Regions from separate parts of the Homo sapiens genome. Here region 1 is linked to region 2. Evidence: chromatin loops called from intact Hi-C (ENCODE). Cell type or tissue: Caco-2. All regions are shown on one strand. Each heading gives the region's core, and the rest is flanking DNA. Links, peaks and the distances in the headings are about the cores only.

Region 1 (10,798 bases), core at 1,736-9,735, 71 kb before region 2:
TGAAACACCCTAATCAGAAGTCCCACGCTATAGAGGCAGCTAATTAAAGGGCTTCTTTGCCACATTTGGCTCTGAAAAGTTTAATTAGCATAAGGGATGTTAACGTTTTCTTCTTCTGGTGAAATAAGTGATGGATTCGCTAGATATTACACAGGCACCTTGCCCTTGTGTGAAGGGTGTGTCCTAACATCCTTCACACAGCCCAGCAGCCTAACACTGTCCCCAGTGGTCTTCCTATCCTACCCGAGGGCTTCCATTGGGCCAGTGTCCCACATCCCATCATTTAATGGAGGACTCTGATCTCCCAATGCAATCAGGGCCCACCGAGGGCAGAGTGGTTGGAGCTGTTCCATTCCATGTGTAGGCAGTAAGGAGATGCGCTGTAGGTAGAGAATTTACAAGCGAAAAACAAACTGACTTTAAAAGACCCTGGCTTTTGATTAGCGCCGTGCACCAATAATTCTAAACAATATTGATGGAAAAAGACTCCTCCTCAAAAAAGGCTTTTGTTGCTCTAAGTTCTGAACAATTGCTACAGTGACTTACCTTTCAGGTTTTTGAACTCTTGAGGGCTTTTTATTTTTTAAATCACACAGAGAAAACATAGAAGTACAGTACAAGGACATTATTGTATAATTGGAACCATTTGAGAGTAAGATGCTGACCTGCTGAACATGAACCTCATATCTCCCCATGTACATTCCCTACAAATAAGGGCTTTCCCCAACTTAACCACCGCACTGTCATGAAAATCAGGAAAGAAACATTGCTACAATAGTGCTGCCCAGTGCTCAGACCTACTTCAGTTTCACGAGTTACTCCGATGACGTCCTTTCTAGAAAAGGAATCCAGCCCTGAATCACAAGTTGCACCAAAGGAGGCTCCTGTCTCCTTAGTCTCCTTCAGGCTGGGACAGTTCCTCAGTCTTTCCTTGACTTTTAGAACCTGGACACTATTTTAAAGATAACTGGCCAGGAATCTTGTAGAATGTTTCTGAATTTAGTGCATCTGATGTTTTCTTCTTATCCCATTGAGCTTATGCCTGTTTGGCAGGAATATTACAGAAGTAGCACTGAATTCTTCTCAATTAATAAATTTAAATATTATCGTGAAAATGGAAATTTCTTCTTTTTAAATTATTTATGTAGTGAGTCAGGAAAATAATGTGTATTACTGATTATTACATGGTGATGCTGAAAATAATTTTGTGGTATAGAAGACAAGGTGTTAAAAATGGTCCAATTTGATACCCAAAATGGACCAATTATATATATATATAATTGTCACATCTGCTGCAAGTAGATCTTTTAGGTGAGGTATTTCTAAGGAACAAAGAGATGGAATGCACCAAGCTTCAGAGCACAGGTAGGAAGCTGACATTTTGCTTGTCTGCTAATAATTATTAGTATGAAAGGCAGACTTGGTCAGAGACTTTGTGGTACCTTGTACTGAGGTTGTGGCAGGGGACCCCCAGGGTCCTCCCCTTCCTCTGATCACTGGAGGCTACAGTCCCCACACAAGGAACTTAATGAACAATGACTGATAGGCAATGTGGCTCAGGTGTGGTGGCAGGGGTGAGGACATGCCTGTTCCCAGGAGTTCTGTGACCCCAGCTTACTTGAGCTCCAGCTCTCCCTAAAGACCCTCCAACTAAGAAAAAGTAATCAGGATTCCACCAGGGAGTTGAGCTAGCGAACAAAGCTCTTAGGAATCACAGAAGAGGTAAGAGGTAGATATATAAAGATAGGTTTATCCTGAGATGACTGGGTGTTGAGAGAATAGAACAAAGACCATAGAATGTCAATTAAAAAACGGTGATTGACAGATTGACACAAAGTCAAATTAATTCAAGTAGAGAAGCAAGAATTTTATCTACATTGAGAGAAAGCACAAAGTCACCCTACAGACAAAAACACAGGCTCCTGCTGCTCACTAGGGCAGCCCAGGGAACAAGCTCCATGTGGACTTCCCAGTGCACGGGGCCTGTCTGCAAAGTGCTCTTTCCTCTAAAATTCAATGTGCAGTAGCTTCATAGTGGCTTTTGCCTCACGTATCATGTACCTGTGGATGGGATAACTAAAGCAGTGACATCGATGTGTTTGCTTGTATTTAGGTTTACCAAGAAGCTCACTGAGAGGCGACACAAACGGCCAAGAACATGAAAAGACGGTCAGTGCCCTTGCAGATGGAAGCAGGCAATCATTTTTCACCTGCAAGGCTGATAAAGATGAAATGTTCTGATAATACAGGAAGAGTATAAGGAAACTGTCACTCGATGGACTCCAGGTGAAATATAACTAATCCAGCTGCCTTGGAGGGAAAAGATATCTTTCAAAATTGAAATGACAGGAATGGCAGCATTATGGGTGGGAGATAAAGAATCTGGGTTTCTTTCAGGGGTGATGAAAATGTTCTAAAACGGATTGTGGTGACAGTTTTCCACAACTCGGAATATACTGAAAACCACCACATTGTATACTTAAATGGGTGGGTTGTATGGTATGTGAATTATATCTCAATAAAATTTTTACCAAAAGAGAGGAAGAACATTTTTAAAAAACTAACATAACATGGAATATATCTCAGAGGATAAATTTAGATGTTTTTATAGAAGGAAAGTTCATATTCTGATTTTAAAACTCTAGATAACAATGGTGAAGATAAATGCTGGCAAAATAAAACAATGAAAACCCTACCACAACACTGTTGTATATACAAACACACATACATATATACATATATGGATATCCAGTCATGCATTGCTTAATGATGGGGATACGTTCTGACAAATGCTTTATTAGGAAATTTCATCATTGTGCAAACATCATGGAGTGTAGGCATAGCCTACTACCCACCGAGGCCATATGGTGTAGCCTACTGTTCCTAGGCTACAAACCTGTAGAGCATGTTACTGTACTGAATACTGTAGGAAGTTATAACACAATGCTAAGTATTTGTGAATCTAATCATATCTACACATTAACAAGGTACAGTTAAAATACGGTATAAAAGATAAAAAACGGTACACCTGCACGGGGTACTTACCATGAATGAAGCCTGCAGGACTGGAGGCTCCTCTGGGTAAGTCAGTGAATGATGAGTGAATGTGAGGGCCTACGACATGACTGTACACTACTATAGACTTTAGAAACACCATACACTTAGGCTACACTAAATTTATTTAAAAAAATTTTTCTGTGCTCAAGATAAGTTAACTTCAGCTTACCATAACCGTTTTACTTGACAAACTTTTTGATTTTTTCAAACTTTTTGACTCTTTTGTAATAACACTTAGCCTAAAATGCACATACACTGTAAAGCTGTTCAAACATGGTTTTTCTTTATATCATTATTCTAAAAGCTTTTTTCTATTTTTAAAATTTTTATTTACTTTTTTACTTTTTAAGCTTTTTTGTTAAAAACTAAGACACAAATGCATATATTAGCGTAAGCCTACACAGGCTCAGGACCATCAATATCTCCATCTTCCAACTCCACATCTTGTCCCACTGGAAGGTCTTCAGGGGCAGTAACATCCATGGAGCTGTCATCTCCTAGGAAAACAATGCCTTCTTCGGCAGTACCTCCTGAAGGACCTGCCTGAGGATGTTTTGCAGTAAATTTTGTTTTATAATAAATAGAAGGAGCACCCTCTAAAATAATTATAAAAATATAGCATAGTAAATACATAAACCAGTAACAAAGTCATTTATATTATCAAGTATTATGTACTAAACATAATTATATGTGCTAGACTTTTATACGATTGGCAGCACATTAGGTTTGTTTATACCAGCATCACCACAAAGATGTGAGTAATGCATTGTGCTATGAGGCTCTGACGTCACCGGGTGATAGAAATTTTTCAGCTGCATTATAATCTTGTGGGACCACCTTTGTACATGAGGTCTGTTGTTGACTGCAATGTTGTTATGTGGTGCATGGCTGTACATGGAACCTAGGAATCATTCTTACCACTTCTTAGCTAGAGATACATTGAGCACATAAAACTCAAATGAAAATAATAAGAAAAATGCTAATCATTTATTTTGTTTTTAGAAAGTACTGTTTTGCATGGGAAAAAATTATTTATCACGTGCCAAGATCAGTAGCTTTAACTCCAGAAGATCAAGGCAATAAGTTGGCTTGTGTAGGTGGAATAAAACAGACAGAACACATATAAATGAATAAAAACAACTTATTCACATTGATGAAAAAATTAAATGACACATATCTTTTAATACAATAATTTCACAAGTGCACAAAAATCTGAGTCAAGGACAACCACTATAGCATAATTTGCCTTAGGGAACTAGTAGGGGGCTACTCAAATTATGATGAGTAGGTTGAATCCTGTGCCAATGGGATATAGATAACCAGTAAAAAAAATAAGGCAAATCTTTTTGTAGTATCATGGAATGACCTCCGTAATATATTGTTAAACCAAGAAAAGGCAACAAGCAAAACAGTGTAATTGTAAAATTACATTTGTGATAAAAAGTGTATCTATATTTCTACTCTTTCTCCTTTGGGAGGTTGGGTGCCAAGGTACAGGGATTCACTGTATGTTGAATTCCTGTCATGATATATATTTCATTAAATCCCTGTTTATTGTTTGCATGACTTAGAAGTAAAAAGATTTTTAAAATTATTGTCATAATTAAAGAGAAGTCTGGGTTTTCAAAAGTTCTGGTAAAAGTTCAATTTCACTTAGTTTTATCCATGTCAGTGATAGGACGATTCATGGACCAGGCACTCTACTAGAGGCTCAGAAATGATTGGGTTTCATTCTAGGGCTGTCCCTGAACTGCACTGTTGTCTTAAATAAATCACAAACTGGGTACACCTCAGTTTTGCTGTCTATAAAGTGGCAAAGTAATCACTTTTTGCACATATAGCTCCAATCCCCAAATTCCCAATTGCTATTATAAAATGAGAGGTGATGCTTACATTCTTCCAATGGCTCTCTGTTGTAAGCCCTAGGCCTGTAGAAAATATTGGATAATAAGAGCAGCTGGCACCAGGGGAAATGGCTCCAATAATGGAGTCCCTAAAGAAATAAATATCCTGTTGCCTCTAGTAAACCTTCAGAAGTCTATCTATTTGGGCACTTTTCAGACAGAGATTAATGTAAGCTAATTTAATAGCATTAGACAACACCTGGAGTTTCACTTTCATTATTTATTTCTACTCACGTAAAAACATTTAATCCTTTAGAGTGAAAGGCAGACACCACTATCATAAACCCCTACAATCTAGGGAGCTGAGAAAATAAATATTCAAATAATCAGATTATGATTGGCCAAGAGAATATATCATTTCTAATTTATAAGCATAGATTTGAAAAGCAAAAGTAGGATTATAATCTGTTGTACAGTTTTAAATAACTGATGATTATTGACAATGAATAATACACACACATCTGATATAAAAATACCTAAAATATTATTAAAACTGCATTCTGAACATCCTCCGACATATATAATATATAAAGATATCAATCTACCAACTTCTTAGTGTAAACCAGTAAGATGTAGTGTGATCCTTGAAACAACAGCAGAGTAAAATTGCTGTTGGAACCATTTATAAGACAAGCTTAATTTCAACCACAGTTCATAAATTGAGTAGGAGAACACTCAGCGAGTAAGATCAATTTGCTCTCAACGACTGTCCCAAGTGTCTTCTGCATAATTGTAACTTTACATTGGTTTTCCAAAGAGGCAGCCAAAATAGGTGGTTACGGAACTAGACTGAAACAAAAGAGAACTATCTGGCTCTACAGCTCGTAATAAAATCTTAAATAAGAATATTATGTGGCCTTTTAGGTCATAGCAAATGCTTTATAATAGCTATAAAATAAATGATGAACCAATACTTTGTGTGTATATATAATATATATACATGTTACCATTATATATACACACATATAGTATATATTATTTACATATTTACATGCACATTATACATATTTAGGTCACTATAATAGTCACTATCATTACATACTGATGATAGACAATACCACAGTTAGATAAAAGATTAAGTTGTTTCTTCAAGAGATTGGGAGTAATTGAAAAGACAAAATAACTGTCAAGGACAAAATTTAATTTAAAAAATTACCCTTAATGTCACTACACAAAGAAAATGAAAATTTAAATTGTGTAATCCCTTCATAGCATTTCAGTGGTGTGAATTCTTAATATCCTGTTAGGAATTTCCCATGTCTTCCTACCTAACATTTTATGGCTACTTTATATTCTCATGTTCGTGTAACACAATTTATATTCTCTCATTATTGCACAATTAGTTTGTTTCCAAGATTTGCCATTATAGACAAATGCAACAAACATGTTCACCCATATATCATTTTGCTTTTTTCATTTAGGATACATTCCTAGGTGTAAAATTACATGGGATTAGATATTATGAGCATCTTTATGCAGTGTAGTTTTTCTTTTTTGGTGGCACAGATCCTTGTAACAAACCTGTGACCACCAGGCGGAGCTATGCTGCCTGAAAAATGCCCCCTGGTGGCAAATGTCTTTGTCCAAACCCGTTAGGTCACAGGAACATCCGCAAGGTGGTCAGGGTGGGTTGCATGAAACACAGCTGCCTGGGATCCCGGACACACTACCCTGTAGAGCCCTACTCTCTCTAATTACTGATTTTTGATGACAATGTTAAGAAGTGAGAAAGGAACGGCTGAAAATGAAGGATGAAAGTTCATGGACCATGGCTGGGCACGGTGGCTCACGCCTGTAATCCCAGCACTTTGGGAGGCTGAGGCAGGCAGAACACCTGAGGTCAGGAGATGGAGACCAGCCTGGCCATGGTGAAACCCCATCTCTACTAAAAATATAAACATTAACCAGGCTTGGTGGCACGTGCCTGTAATCCCAGATACTTGGGAGGCTGAGGCAGGAGAATCGCTTGAACTCGGGAGGCAGAGGTTACAGTGAGCCGAGATCATGCCACTGCACTCCAGCCTGGGTGACAGAGCAAGACTTCATCTCAAAAAGAAAAACAACAGAAAGTTCATGGACCAAGAGTGAAAGAACAGGAGTCACTGGGACTCTTGTCATCTCTGCAGGTCCCTGCAGCATCTCTCGGGCCTGGTGACCAAAAGGGAGCTGGCGCTGTGAAAATCACAGGTGGCATCTGCGAGTGCTTCCTGGGTGCCAAGCACCTGCCTCATACCGTTACCCACAGTAAGCCTACTAGGGGTCCCGTAAGTAGCCTAATCCATTTGCAAAGAGCAGGCAGGGGCTCAGAAAGAGGAACTAAGTGACCTAAGATCAATGTGTCGGGGGGGGCTGGGCCTGCAGAGCAGAGGCTGGAGCATAAGCTGAAGCCTCTCCTCTTGTCCACGCCTCCAGTGGGGGCCTCCATGATGCACCCGTGTGGTAATAGTGGGAGGGAGGACAATGCCTCACCATAGCTTCCTAAAAACAACCACTGTTGTAAACTGCAACACATCTCTTTACCTGTCTGTCTCCCGCAGCAGTGGGCAAGGACAGTTGCTATCCTCATTTTTGTATCTGTGTTCAGATAGGCAGGCCAACAGTCAATAAACTGGCGTTGACTTTATGTCATCTCTTGTGTGACAAGCATAGTTCTTGGCATAGTGGAGAACAGATGCTGTCATGGCGGGCAAACAAATGAGCAAAAAATGTAGGAAGCAAAATTTCATTTTATTTTATTATTATTATTATTATTTTTGAGATGGAGTCTCGCTCTGTTGCTGGAGTGCAGTGATGTGATCTTGGCTCACAACATCCTCTGCCTTCTGGGTTCAAGCGATTCTCCTGCCTCAGCCTCCCGAGTAGCTGGGATTACAGGCACGCGCCACCAAGCCCAGCTAATTTGTGTATTTTTAGTAGAGATGGGGTTTCACCATGTTGGCCAGGCCGGTCTCAAACTCCTGACCTCAAGTGAGCTGCCCGCCTCAGCCTCCCAAAGTGTTATGATCACAGGTGTGAGCCACCCCGCCCCGCCAGGAAGCAAAATTTCAGATAGTAAAAATTTTAGATAAGTGCAGTAAAGAAAGTGAAATAGAAGCAAGGCTAGGGAAAGACCGGGGAAAGGGGAAGGCAAGTTCAGCTGGGGTGGATAAAGAAGGCTGTTCGGAGAAGACACCATTCAAACAGACTTGAATGACAGAGAAGAATGTGGAGAGATGGGGAAAGGGAGTCCCAGTTAGAAGGAACTGCAAGTACCAAGGTCTTAAGATGGGAAAAATTCTAGCATACTGCGGAGAGAAAGACAACCAGTGGGGCCTGAGTGCCCATGGAGGAGAGCAGAAGGAGGTGAAGTTCCAGAGGAAGGTAGGGACTTATCATGCAGGGCCTGTGGCCCCTCAAAAGAGTTAGGGTTATGCTCAGGTAACAGTGGAAAGTCCCCAGAGAGTATCAAACGGGATAACAGGAACGAATGAAGCTTTTAAATCCCTCTGGTAGTTGCATGGAGAACAGACTGTAGGAGGCAAGGATGGAAGCGAGGCAATCAGTGAGGAGAATGTGTTTGGAGCCCAGGTGGTGAGATTCAGTGATGACTTGGACTCAGGCTGTTGCATGGGGAGGAATGGATTGATGGGGGATGCATTTGGGAGGCAAAGACAAATTGACTTGCTTATGGATGGGATGAGGGAGGTGCAGGACAGACAGTAATCTTACAGTGGAATTCCCCTCTGGGTCACAATCCTCAGGAAGGGCGTTTCTGGATGTTAGAGGTTGTCAGTTAGTATGAAAAATATAAAATTCAAGACTGCTAAATTTTGATAAGCCTTTCATGATTAGTGATAGTATCACCTGGTTCACATGCTGTGGTGTATTTTATACAGTACTGAGTTATTAAAAGCATGGAGCCTCAGGATGGACTCTAGTTATTAAACTCCCCCAGTGCGGTGGGGTAGGTTAATAGTTGTGTTTTTCTCCCTGAGGGTCTGTAAACAGTTTGTGAAAGGATATTTGAGATTTGGCTGTACTAAGGTGAAGGGCATTTTGGGCATTAGGAGTCTGGGATGGGATGTAAAAAATACATAAATATTTCTTATCAAGGTGGCATTTTAAAGGGCACTGATGTTTTCCTTCCCTGTGAGCCAAACTTTGAGAACACAGACCCCAAACTGGATGACTACAGAGGCCTCCAGATCCCCTAATCCATGTCAGGAGTGCTGCATTGAAATCTCACCCCTTCTTTCTTTTTTTTTTAAAAAAACTAAATTTTATTTATTTTTATTATTAATTTTTAGAGACAGGGTCTTGCTCTGTCACCCAGGCTGGAGTGCAGTGGCACAATCATGACTCACTGCAGCCTGTAACTCTTGGGCTCAAACGATCCTCCCGCTTTGGCCTTCCAAATTTCTGGGATTATGGGTGTGAGCCACTGCACCCAGCCTTCTTTCTTTCTTTCTTTCTTTTTTTTTTTTTTGAGACATAGTCTTGCTCTGTTGCCCAGGCTGGAGTGCAGTGGCGCGATCTTGGCTCACTGCAACTTCTGCCTCCCAGGTTCACGCCATTCTCCTGCCTCAGCCTCCCCAGTAGCTGGGACTACAGGCGCCCACCACCACGCCCAACTAATTTTTTGTATTTTTAGTAGAGACAGGGTTTCACTGCATTAGCCAGGATGGTCTCCACTCCTGACCTCGTGATCCACCAGCCTCGGCCTCCCAAAGTGCTGGGATTACAGGCGTGAGCCACCACGCCTGGCCGCCTTCTTTCTTAAAGAATTTACTGTACGCTGAATCCTGCAGGTCAGAGTTTCCCGATAAAGAGAGATTAGAAGGGGTGGGTGGAAAAAGTGAAAAGTCCAGGAAGGGGAGTGGTCACAGGAGGGAGAAGGACAAAGCAGAAGCCAGGCAGGAGAGGCGGGGCAGGAGCCTCTGGCCCAGGCTCCGTCCACACCAGCCATGGGAGCTTCAGCAAGGCACAGGCCTCTCAGGGGCCCAGCATTCTCATCCGTCAAACGAGGAGGTTGGGCACCTTCAGTATTCAGCCCCTTTCTGTCCTAGCATCCTAAAATTCTATGGGTATTGTGATGATGCAGGGGTATCTATTACATCCACTATTGTCTGTTAAAGCTAACAGGGAAAGGTGTACCAGTTTTTATTATAATTTCCTTCCAAAATGGGCCCCTGAAGAGATAAGCTTCAATTACAGGACAAACATGCTTTTGCAGAATCACTTCATGTCCCAGTGACATGAGGAATTCATAGCAATATCAATGCCTGGCATCTGTATGAGTTTCATAGTTTATAAAGGTTCTTAACACACAATATTAATTTGTTTAACCTTCACTGCATATTGCAAAGATGGGTGAAGCAGGCATTTTCCCCCTGATTTACTAGATGAAATAGAGGCTTGGAGGGGTTCAGTGACTCATCTAAGCTAACACAGCTAGAAAGAGACAAGCCAGGACTCAGTCCAGGTGTTCAAATCTCAGTAATGTGTGTGTGTGTGTGTGTGTGTGTGTATTTTGAGACAGGGTCTCACCCTGTCACCGGGGCTGGAGTGCAGTGATGCAATCTCAACTCTCTGCAACCTCTGTGCAGCCCAGGTTCAAACAATTTTCCTGCCTCAGCCTCCTGAGTAGCTGGGATTACAGGTGCCCGCCACCACAACTGGCTACTTTTTGTATTTTTAGTAGAGACAAGGTTTCACCATGTTGGCCAGGCTGGTCTAGAACTGCTGACCACAAGTAATCCTCCCACCTCAGCCTCCCAAAGTGCTGGGATTACAGGCGTGAGCCACTGTGCCCAGCCTCAGTAATGCTCTTTTGAAGAATAAAAATATTGTTATTCTGC
Region 2 (10,798 bases), core at 1,859-9,858:
AAAAGTTAGGGTCTGATGATATCTCAGTTGGCTAGTACGTGGAGTAAACGGTACATTCATACATAGCTGGTAGAAGTATAAATTAGTACAATCAGGGCCAGGCGTGGTGGCTTATGCCCGTAATCCCAGCACTTTGGGAGGCTGCGGCAGGTGAATCACTTGGGGTCAGGAATTCAAGACCAGCCTGGCCAACATGGTGAAACCCCATCTCTACTAAAAAAACAAAAAGTTAGCTGGGTGTGGTGGCGGGTGCCTGTTATCCCAGCTACCCAGGAGGCTGAGGCAGGAGAATCCCTTGAACCTGGGAGGCAGAGGCTGCAGTGAGCCAAGATCGCGCCATTGCACTCCAGCCTGGGCAACAAGAGCGAAACTCCATCTCAAAATAAATAAATAAATAAATAAATAAATAAATAAATAAATAAATAAGTACAATCACTCTGGAGAATAATGTGGTAATATAAGAAAATGGAAGCTATATGCACACTTTGAATCAGTAATTCCACGTCTAAATATATACTTTAGAGAGAAACTTTTGCACAGGTGCACAACTTGACATGTTTAAAAATGTTCAGCTCATTTTTAATAGTGAAAACCCAAACAATCTAAATATCTTTTACTTATTATTTTTGAGATGCAGTCTCGCTCTGTTGCCCAGGCTGGAGTGCCATGGCACGACCTCAGCTCACTGCAACCCCTGCCTCTGGTGTTCAAGCAATTCTCCTGCCTCAGCCTCTAGAGTAGCTGGGATTACAGGCGCCCACCACCACGCCTGGCTAATTTTTTGTATTTTTAGTAGACACAGGGTTTCACCATGTTGGCCAGGCTGGTCTCAAACTCCTGACCTCAAGTGATCACCCGCTTTGGCCTCCCAAAGTGCTGGGATTACAGGCGTGAGCCACTGTGCCCGGCCTAAATGTCTTTCAATTAAACACTGGATCCCTAAATTATGGCATATTGATACAGTGAAACATACAGCAGAGAAAACAGATGAATCAGATCTAAATGTATCAACCTAGAAACATTTCAAAGATATAAGTTTGTATGTAGGATGATGCTTACAGCATGATATTTATATAGAGTAAAAATAGGCAAACACCTATACTTTTTTATGTTATCCAATATTTATCTGGTAAAAATACAAAAACATTCTTGGGAATGCAGCAGGTGGCCTTGAAGATGGCCCCAGTGATTCCCATCTTCTGATATTACACCTGTTGTGGTCCTGTCCCACACCATATGAGGTTTGGTCTGTGTCACCAGTAGTATATAGCAGAGGTGATGGTATGTCACTTCCAAGTTAGATTAAAAGACTTGTAGCTTCCATCCTAAGCATCTCATTCTCATTCTCCCTCTGATCTGTTGCTGGGGGTACAGTGGGGGTGAGGGAAGCCCTAGGGAAAGCCCCTGTGGTGAGGAATTGAAGCCTCCAGTTCACAGCCAGCAAGGATCTGAGGTCTGCCAACAGGTAAGTGAACTTGGAGGAGAATTCTCCAGCCCCAGTCCAGCTTTGATGTGACTGCAGCTTCTGACAACAGCCTGACCTTGTGAGCAATCCTGAGCCAGAATCGCCAGCTTCTACTGGCTAAGTCTCTCCCAGATACCCGACCCTCAGTGGGGTAGTAAGTGTTTGTTGTTCTCAGCTGCTCAGCTGGGGGTAATTTGTTATGCAACAATAGATAACTAAGACAGGGTAGGTTTCTTCTTGTAAGGGACGGTCACAGGATCATGGAGAGGTGCACAGCAGGCTATGCCTCTATCTGAAATATGTTATTTTAAAAATAAAATATCTAAAGCAAATATGGCAAGATGTTAAGGCTTATTAAACATAGTTAAGGCCAGGCGCAGTGACTCACGCCTGTAATCCCAGCACTGTGGGAGGCTGAGGCGGGCGGATCATGTGAGGTCAGGAGTTTGAGACCAGCCTGGCCAACATGGTGAAACCCCGTCTCTACTAAAAATACAAAAATTAGTCAGGCATGGTGGCAGGCGCCTGTAACCCCAGCTACTCTAGAGGCTGAGGCAGGAGAGTCGCTTAAACCCGGGAGGCGGAGGTTGCAGTGAGCCGAGATCACGCCACTGCACTCCAACCTGGGCGACAGAGCAAGACTCAGTCTCAAAAAAAAAAAAAAAGTAGTTAATTAGCCCATGGTCGTCATAATATAATTCTTTATAATTTTATGCCTGCTTGGAATATCTCACACACACATCAGAGCTTCGCAAGTGTTGCATCTCGCTGGTAGCAAGACATTCCCCACTGCCATGGCAAACGTGCAGTGGGCGACTCTGCTCTCTCACTACCAAACATGCCAAGTCTTTTTGGAAAGGGTTCTTACGTCATTTACACTGAATTAAAATATAGAACTTCAGAAGCTGACTTTTATTGAGTGGGCTGTGCTATGTAATTTGGATTTCCGTTACAATAAATGAGAAACTGTACTGGACTTCATCTTTTTATTTAAAAATTGTGATGCTTATGAACTTTCTAAAAGCCATCATATTTGGATAGTAAAGAAGTCAAAAACAGGTTGTCAATATGATTGAAAGTTGAAGAATGCTGTTTAGTTTCTGGTAAATGATTTAATTAAGAAGCAAATCAAAATGCTCCAGCCATAGCTATTTAACATGATTATAAGTGCTGATTATTCAAATTTGAAATTCATTAGTCGCAAATTCTCCAAGGACATTAAGTTACTCCTCAGTGTCAAGAAGAACAGGTGATTCTACTCTTTCATTGAATTGCTGGATTATTTTCTTTTCCAGGGCATAGGAAAGCAGCAGATTTACTGGTCAGTATTTAAAGAAAGATTAGGCATACTTTAGCTCTACAATCAATACAGGAAAGGCAAACAATAAGAAAGGCTTCTTGAGGCTTACTAACTATGCCTAAAATTAAATAAAAAGAACTTGTCATCGCTGCACGTCTCCAGTGTCCTCTCTTTTACAGTGATGTGAGGATCCCAGGATAATGACTTTCAGGCACAGCAGAAGGAAACCCAGGTTTCCTCTTCTTTAGCTTAGCTTATTAAGTTAGCTCAGACTACTACTTAGAGCCTATCTTCTTTCTGGCAACTAAACAACACTTCTGTCTCATTTATTTTATCATGAGGCCAAGCTCTCTAGGGTAAGGGATAAAGCACATCTTTACCCTTTATGCCTCTTCATTCTGTTTATACTTTGTGTTTAAGCTCTAGAGGTAGTTCAGGAACGCTGAAGTGAAGAGGTGTGAGTACGAGACTGAATTTACCAGTTAGGTGACCTCGGTTTGAGGAAAATAAGCCACAAATCCACCTGTGGCTCTAAGAACAATGTTAAAATTGTATCTGTGGAGAGGGATGAGGTTAGGGAGGAGACGGGGGACAAATACTGGTCTTGAATCTCAAGTCAAGGAGCTTGCCCTTTATCTTATTGACCCTGTGAGGCTGGCAAGCTGCATCAAGCCATTTTCCTGCCTCAGCCTCTCGAGTAGCTGGGATTACAGGCACCCGCCACCATGCCCTGCTAACTTTTTGTTTTTGTTTTTTCGAGACAGGGTCTCACTCTATTACTCACACTGGAGTGCGGTGGCGCAATCACAGATCACTGCAGCCTCGACCTCTCCAGGCTCAGGTGATCCTCCCACCTCAGCCTCCCGAGTAGCTGGGACTACAGGCACACACCACCACACTCGGCTAATTTTTGTACTTTTTTTTTTTTTTTTGTAGAGATGGAGTTTTACCATGCAGGCCAGGCTGGTTGCTGGAAGATTTTTAATAGGGGAGGGACATGGTCAGATCGGTGTTTTAGGCAGTTCTTTCTCTGAAGCAACCAAGACTTGAAACCACTGTAGTAGATGGATGTAGTAAATAAGAGTATAGATGGAGTGTCCTGGAAGGATAAATATATATATAGGTATACAAAGATGGGAAAAATATGAGGAAGAGTTTAGATGGAATGTCCTGGAAGGATAAATATATATATAGGTATACAAAGATGGGAAAAATATGAGGAAGAGTAAGGAAGGCAGGAGAAACCAGATAGATAGGTAGGGAGATAGATGGATCGAAAGAATAAGGAATTGGCTTACATAATTGTAGAGGCTGAGAAGTTCCAAGATCTGAAGTCAGCAAGCTGAAGACCCAAGAGCACTGATGGTCTAGCTCCAGGCTGAAACTGGTATACTGAAGACTCAGCAAGAACCGACGTTTCAATATGAGCCAGTAGGCAGGAAAAACAAAATCAATGTCCCACTTCACAGGCAGTCAGGTAGAACCAGTTCTCTCTTCCTCAGCCTTTTTGTTCTCTTAGGGCCTTCGACTAATTGGACGAGGGCCACTCACATTTGGGAGGGCAATCAGCTTTACTCAGTCCACCAAATCCTATGTTCATCTCAACTGGATACACCCTCATAGACACAACCAGAATAATGTTTGACCAAATGTCTGGGCACCCATGGCCTAATCAAAATGTGCAAAATTTGCCATCACAGAGTATTCCCAGTTTCCTAGTTTAGGTGATCGTGGTGCCAAAATACAAAGAATAGTGCAGATACAGGGTGGACAGGGGCCTGGAGAGGGAAGGGACACAAGATTGGAGCAGGAAGGAATCAGGAGGGTAAGAGCTGCTGAAGAAACACACAAGAGGAGTGGTAATGGAACAGGGACCCAAAAGTAGTGGCCAGTTCTTATCAAGGCACAAGTCTGTGTGCACAGGGCCCAGGGGCAAAGGGAAGATACTATACTTAATTTGAATTGGAGGATAGGGCTATTTATCCCTTAAGACAAGTGAGAAGCAAGTGAGATGGGCTGAGGACATGCATCTAACTCCCCTCCTTCCCTCCTGAAGTTCAGTCTTAAGTACTGGGGCTGGGCGCGGTGGCTCACGCCTGTAATCCCAGCACCTTGGGAGGCCGAGGCAGGCAGATCACGAGGTCAGGAGATTGAGACCATCCTGGGCAACATGGTGAAACCTCATCTCTACTAAAAATACAAAAATTAGCTGGGCGTGGTGGCATGTGCCTGTAATCCCAGCTACTCTGGAGGCTGAAGCAGGAGAATTGCTTGAACCTGGGAGGCGGAGGTTGCAGTGAGGTGAGATCGTGACAGAGCGAGACTCCATCTGAAAAAATACATACATACATAAATAAAAAGATCTTAAGTATGTATTGGAAGGAAATACAGGGAAGTGAAAAAACAGTACTGCAGACCAACCTCATGGAGAACTGGAATATTATAAGGAGACAAAATAGCTCTGGCAACTTAATAATATGAATGATTCAAGCAGGGGCCCTGCTGAGGTCATCCTCCTCCAGCAACAGGTGTTCCTTGCTTCCCACCCCTGCAACTCCGCCATCGGCATGATTCAGCTTCTTCCTGTATCTTCTGTTTGTTTTTCTGTGGCTGCTGCCCACTATTATCTCTGTAGTCTTTTATCTCTCGTGTTTTATGCTTACCATGAATTTTACTGCCTCTTGGCTTTCGCTTACTGCTTTCTCTTTCTCAGCTTCTGGCTCTACTACCATCTGCTGACACTCTACATCTGAAAAACCAAGTCCCTAAGAGAGAGGCTCTGCTTGGTTCAAGCAGGCACTCTCCAGGACAGAGCATGCTATTTGGTAGAGTTCTTGTGTTAACTGCTGGTCAAATTTGTAGAGCCTAGAGTGGTGGGGTCTGGGGACTAAGCACAGTGACGTCATCAAAGGGCACTCAAGGATCACAGATGACTCTCCTATATAGATAGTTGTAGACAGAGAGTTGAATGGAGTAACAAGTCTGTACACAGACTTCATATCCAGAAATGCACAGAACTAATATGAAAAAAGTATGAATATGTATATATACATCCATATATATTATGTATATAAGTGTCTGTACACACACACACAACTCAAGTATTGAGTAAATGAGGTAATACCATTTCTTGTTCCTGATTCAATGACCCTATATTCCAAAGCTGCCAATTGTCTCCAAATTAATATACAAATCCGGTGCAATTAAAATTTAAATCCCAATGAGCTTTTCTTTCAAATTTGACAGGTTGTTTTCACACTTCAACTGGAGGAGAAAATGTAAGAGAATATTTATGAAAATGTTTCAAAAATAACAATGGCGAGGAGCAAATACTTGACATAGATAATTTTGTTATAAACCATAGTGGATAAAACTATGGGGTTCTGGCACAGATATAAACAAGCTGATCCACGGAACAAAAAAAGAGCCAGAAACAGAACCGTTCATATTTTGGAACTTAATGCTATAATAAGGGTGGCATTTCAAATCCATGGGGGATGCTGGAGTATTCAATCAGTGGTGTTGAGACAGCAGCCTACTTATATGGGGAAAAAACCCCTCTATCTCAAGTCATGCACCAAAATACATTTCATATGGAGCCAAAATGTAAACAGAAAAACGAAAACTTTTGCTGTATCAGAGGCAAATATCTAAGAGTATCATAATCTTTGGGAGGACCTAAGTATGAATCAAACCCATAAGACATAAAGGGAACAGTCATAGATTTCACTATATAAAAGTAAAATCTTATATATGTTAAAAGACAGCATAATCAAAGTAAAAAATCTATAAAGAAAATATTTGTGGCCGGGCATGGTGGCTCACACCTGTAATCCCAGCACTTTGGGAGGCCTAGGTGGGTGCGTCACCCGAGGCTGGTGGAACACCTGAGGCCAGGAGTTTGAGACCAGCCTGGCCGACACGGTGAGACCGTCTCTACTAAAAATGTAAAAATTAGCCAGTCACGGCGGTGTGTGCCCGTAGTCCCAGGTATTCAGGAGGATGAGGCAGGAGAATTGTTTGACCCTGAGAGGTGGCGTTTGCAGTGAGCTGAGACTGTGCCACTGCACTCCAGCCTGGGTGACAGAGCAAGACTCCAGCTCAAAAAAAGAAGAAGAAAAGAAAATATTTGCAACACATACAATAGACACAACGCTAGGCTCTCTAATACGTAATTTATCACAAATCAATATGCAAAAGATGAACAATCTGAGGAGGAAAGAATGAGCAGGGGATGGGAAGTGCTTTCTCTCTTTGAGGAATAGCATAGTGCAAAGATTTGACATTCTTAACAAGTATAACTTTCACAGGTTCTAATGATTAGGGGAAAAATGTATACCTATATACACTCTGCCAAATTACCATGTGTATCCTTGAACTCCTAAGCGTATTTCCTGGGGAGAGGGTTTGCTAAACGTATAGGAATGAATAGCTAATGACACTTTGGTTATTAACCCTGGTTATTGTTGACATAGGGCCATCTGATGACCCTCTATTCAGTCCATGAAGGGAACAAAGGCCAGATGTGACAGATTTCCAGAACAGATTACTGTCTTCTTCTTTGATTAGATATTAGGTGTTTTCAATTTGTTGAGCAAATATCATGGTAAGCATATACACCATCTCATCTTTTCCAGAACTTCAGGTCTTTATCAATTCACAATTTCTGTGCTGCTTAGAGATGCTCTTAAGATCTCAACTGATTCATAAATGCTGCGAGGGCAAAGTCTCATCTTTATTTCTTCTTTGTTGCCCCCCACCATGTCACTGGAGCTCTTCACGCATGCTGTACACCGCTGACCACTTATATAGATACATGTGTAACTAAACATGGAGATATATATCCACTTCCAGATGCAACATTCCTTCTATCTCAGACCTTTCTGAGATTATTTTCCTCATTTTCAAGTTCCTTTAAGGAGAGTGTGTGGGTGGGTAAATCTTTAAATCTTTGTCTAAAAAATCTCTTGATTTTTGAAAGCTGGTTTCACTGAAAGTCCTGTTACAGACTGGCAGATTCTTTTCCCCACCATCCTCTCCCTTCCATTGTTGTTGGTAAGGCATTCATTCACAGCATTCATTCTCAGCCTATCTGCTTCTCCTTTTGTAGATACTCCTTTTCTATGATTAATATACAAGCCTTCTTTTTGTCTTTCATGTTCTGCAATTTCACCACACGGTGGTTAGGTATGAATGTCTCTTTATTCACCTTGCTTCATTATTCCTTTTTAACTCCGAGTATTCATGCTACTTATGAATTTCCTGTTGATTTGTTTATGGCTTTAATTTTCATTTACTTGCCATTTGTTCTCCTTTGGGTTTTACTTATTAATTCTGAAAAATTCTTAGTCACTATTGTTTTTAATAATGCCTCTTCCAATTCTCTCTGTTCTTTTTTTCTGGAACTTTCATACGTTGGCCCACTTCATTCTATCCTTGGAGTTTCTTAACATCTTTGATATTTTTCCTTTCTTGGTCTTTCTGGGTTACACTTTGGGTAATTTCTTCAAATTTTCAGTTCATGAATTATCTATTCTGTAACTGAGCTCCATTAAGTTTTGATTTCAGTTCTATTTCCAAGTTCTTGAATTTCTGATTCTTTGATAATTTTTGATAATCTTTGAACCGTGTATTGGATTCCTTCTGTCAGAGTTGTTTGAACGAGGGCAACTGCATCTTGAATAGGAGATGGGAAAATGAGGCTGAGACCTACTGGGCTGCATTCCCAGATGGTTAAGGCATTCTAAGTCACAGGATGAGACAGGAGGTCGGCACAAGATACAGGTAATAAAGACCTTGCTGATAAAACAGGTTGCAGTAAAGAACCTGGTCAAGACCCACCAAAACCAAGATAGAGACGAGAGTGTCCTTTGGTCGTCCTTGCTGCTACACTCTCACCAGAGCCATGACAGTTTACAAATGCTGTGACAACGTCAGGAAGTTACTCTATATGATCTATAAAGGGGAAGCATGAATAATCCACCACTTGTTTAGCATATCATCAAGAAATAACCATAAAAATGGGCACCCAGCAGCCCTCGGGGCTGCTCTGTCTGTGGAGCAGCCATTCTTTTATTCCTCTACTTTATTAATAAACTTGCTTTCACTTCACTGTACGGACTCGCCCTGAATTCTTTCTTGTGCAAGATCCAAGAACCCTCTCTTGGGTTCTTGGGGATCTAGACCCCTTTCCTGTAATACTTCTCTTTGTAAAAACCCATTATTATAGATCCTTATTTTGAGCACAATTTATGATAATTCTAATTTCAGAAGTCTTCTGCATGTGGTTCTGTTGTTGTCTCTACTGACCCTAATGTTGGGCTGTTTATGTGTGGGTTGTGTGTGTGTTTTGTGATTTTTTAAAAAAATTGTGTGCTTCTCTTTTCAGCACTTTATGTGTGGGAAACCTTTGAGGTCTGGTTTGAGAATCCATTCCTCTAGGAGCTTTTCCTTTTATTCCTTCTGCAGCAGTACTTCAGGTCCAAGTTTATTTCCAATTTAGATTTTTTGCTTTTAGTTTTTCAGACCAGGTAAATAGTAGAATGAGAGACATCTGGGCTGGGCAGTGGACACAGATTATCAGGGGAAACTCTTAATTTTTCGCTCTTTTTTTTTTTCTTTTTCTTTCTTTTTTTTTTTTTAATTTTGAGACAGAGTCTCACTCTGTTGCCCAGGCTGGAGTACAGTGGTGTGATCTCTGCTTACTGCAACCTCCACCTCCTGGGTTCAAGCAATTCTCCCTGCCTCAGCCTCCCAAGTAGCTGGGATTACAGACATCTGCCACCACGCCTGGCTAAATTTTGCATTTTTACTAGAGACGAGATTTCGCCATGTTGGCCAGGCTGGTCTCGAACTCCTGACCTCAGGTGGTCCACCCGCCTCAGCCGCCCAAAGTGCTGGGATTATAGGCATGAGCCACCATGCCTGGCCCTTTTTCTTTGCTTCAGCATGACCTTTTAAATTTTATTTTGAAATTATAAGTCATATCAAACACACAGAGAAGTATAGCAAGTAATATAACAGATATGTGTATTTACAATACCAACATAAAACAGATGGTTTTTGCTCTATTTGTTTACAATTCTCTTTCTAATTTCTGATTATTTTATGATTCTCTGTTTTTTGGAAAAACATACATGTCAATTCACATTAACAAAATACAACAATTATGTTCAAAGATTGAAATGTGAAAGAATATAATGATTTTACTCTAATATATATTAAACAAACCTGGTTTAATTTATAAAGAGGATTACTGGTTTGAGTCAGGGTGTACAGGAAAAGGTAAGCATTTGGAATACTTGTGGAGAGAAACTGGAAGGAAATGACAAAAGGGTTGATAAAGAGCTCTGAGAGATCAACTGCAGTAGGAGGCACAGGTTGGGAATGGCTGGCAATTGTGGGTACCCACACTGCAGGGTCCACCTATGACTGGAGGTCTGCTTTGTGGGTCCAGCAGAAGGACAAAAAATTAGGAAAACTACCAGTAAAGTAATTCACAGCAGTGCTTCTCAGATTTAGTGTGGACACAAATCACCTGGGGCTCTTGCTAGAATGCAGATTCTGACTGACTGGGCCTAGGATGGGGCCTGAGACCATGCATTTCCAAAACGTTCCCAGACATCGCCAATGCTGCTGGTCTGGAGACTCCCCCTGGAGTAGCCAAGTGGTACTGGTTATGGGGGGAATGAGATAAGAAGGGTCTTGGCACAGTAGAAGAAAATAGAGGCGCCAAGAAACTGGAAGTAGGTCTGTACACATTGAAGCATTGAAGAGGGACTGCAGGAGGAAGGGATGAGAGCTGGGCAAAGAAAAAAGAGTGGTAGAGAGTGAGGCATGACAGCTTAGAGGATCTGTTGTAGGGCAGGTCTGGGTTAAGACAGAATCTAGCCCACAACTTTGGGAGTGGCTGATCAAGTGGAGCTGTAAAGGGATCTGGAGTTAAGAAGGTCAAGGATTGGAGGGTCAGTTGTAAGTTGTTGGTTGGGCTGTCAACCTAGTGAAACCTACAGTCATTTTGATATGGTCCAAAC

The links. Hi-C counts contacts between places; a loop is a spot of excess contacts. Peaks named below come from ENCODE experiments on the same cell type or tissue, not always from the same donor. Only the 100,000 strongest peaks of a DNase experiment are listed, where the experiment ranks them.
Region 1: it touches region 2 in a loop (6-fold over the local background); 2 of 110 quality-filtered maps call a loop at or near these places.

What each region holds. Positions count from the first base shown.
Region 1 is chr13:29,468,255-29,479,052 of GRCh38, reverse strand. The region is part of intron 9 of MTUS2 (microtubule associated scaffold protein 2); the gene reads right to left. MTUS2-AS1 (MTUS2 antisense RNA 1) reads left to right here. Exons shown (of 3, transcript NR_046378.1): 3 at 2,114-2,538. Among named protein-coding and RNA genes, the nearest start is that of MTUS2-AS1, 14 kb to the left of the region's middle. In Caco-2, for the core only: a CTCF peak has its summit at 6,504; a DNase peak (open chromatin) is centred at 6,522.
Region 2 is chr13:29,397,076-29,407,873 of GRCh38, reverse strand. The region is part of intron 8 of MTUS2 (microtubule associated scaffold protein 2); the gene reads right to left. Among named protein-coding and RNA genes, the nearest start is that of MTUS2-AS1, 85 kb to the left of the region's middle. In Caco-2, for the core only: no CTCF peak of the experiment used is centred there; a DNase peak (open chromatin) is centred at 5,323.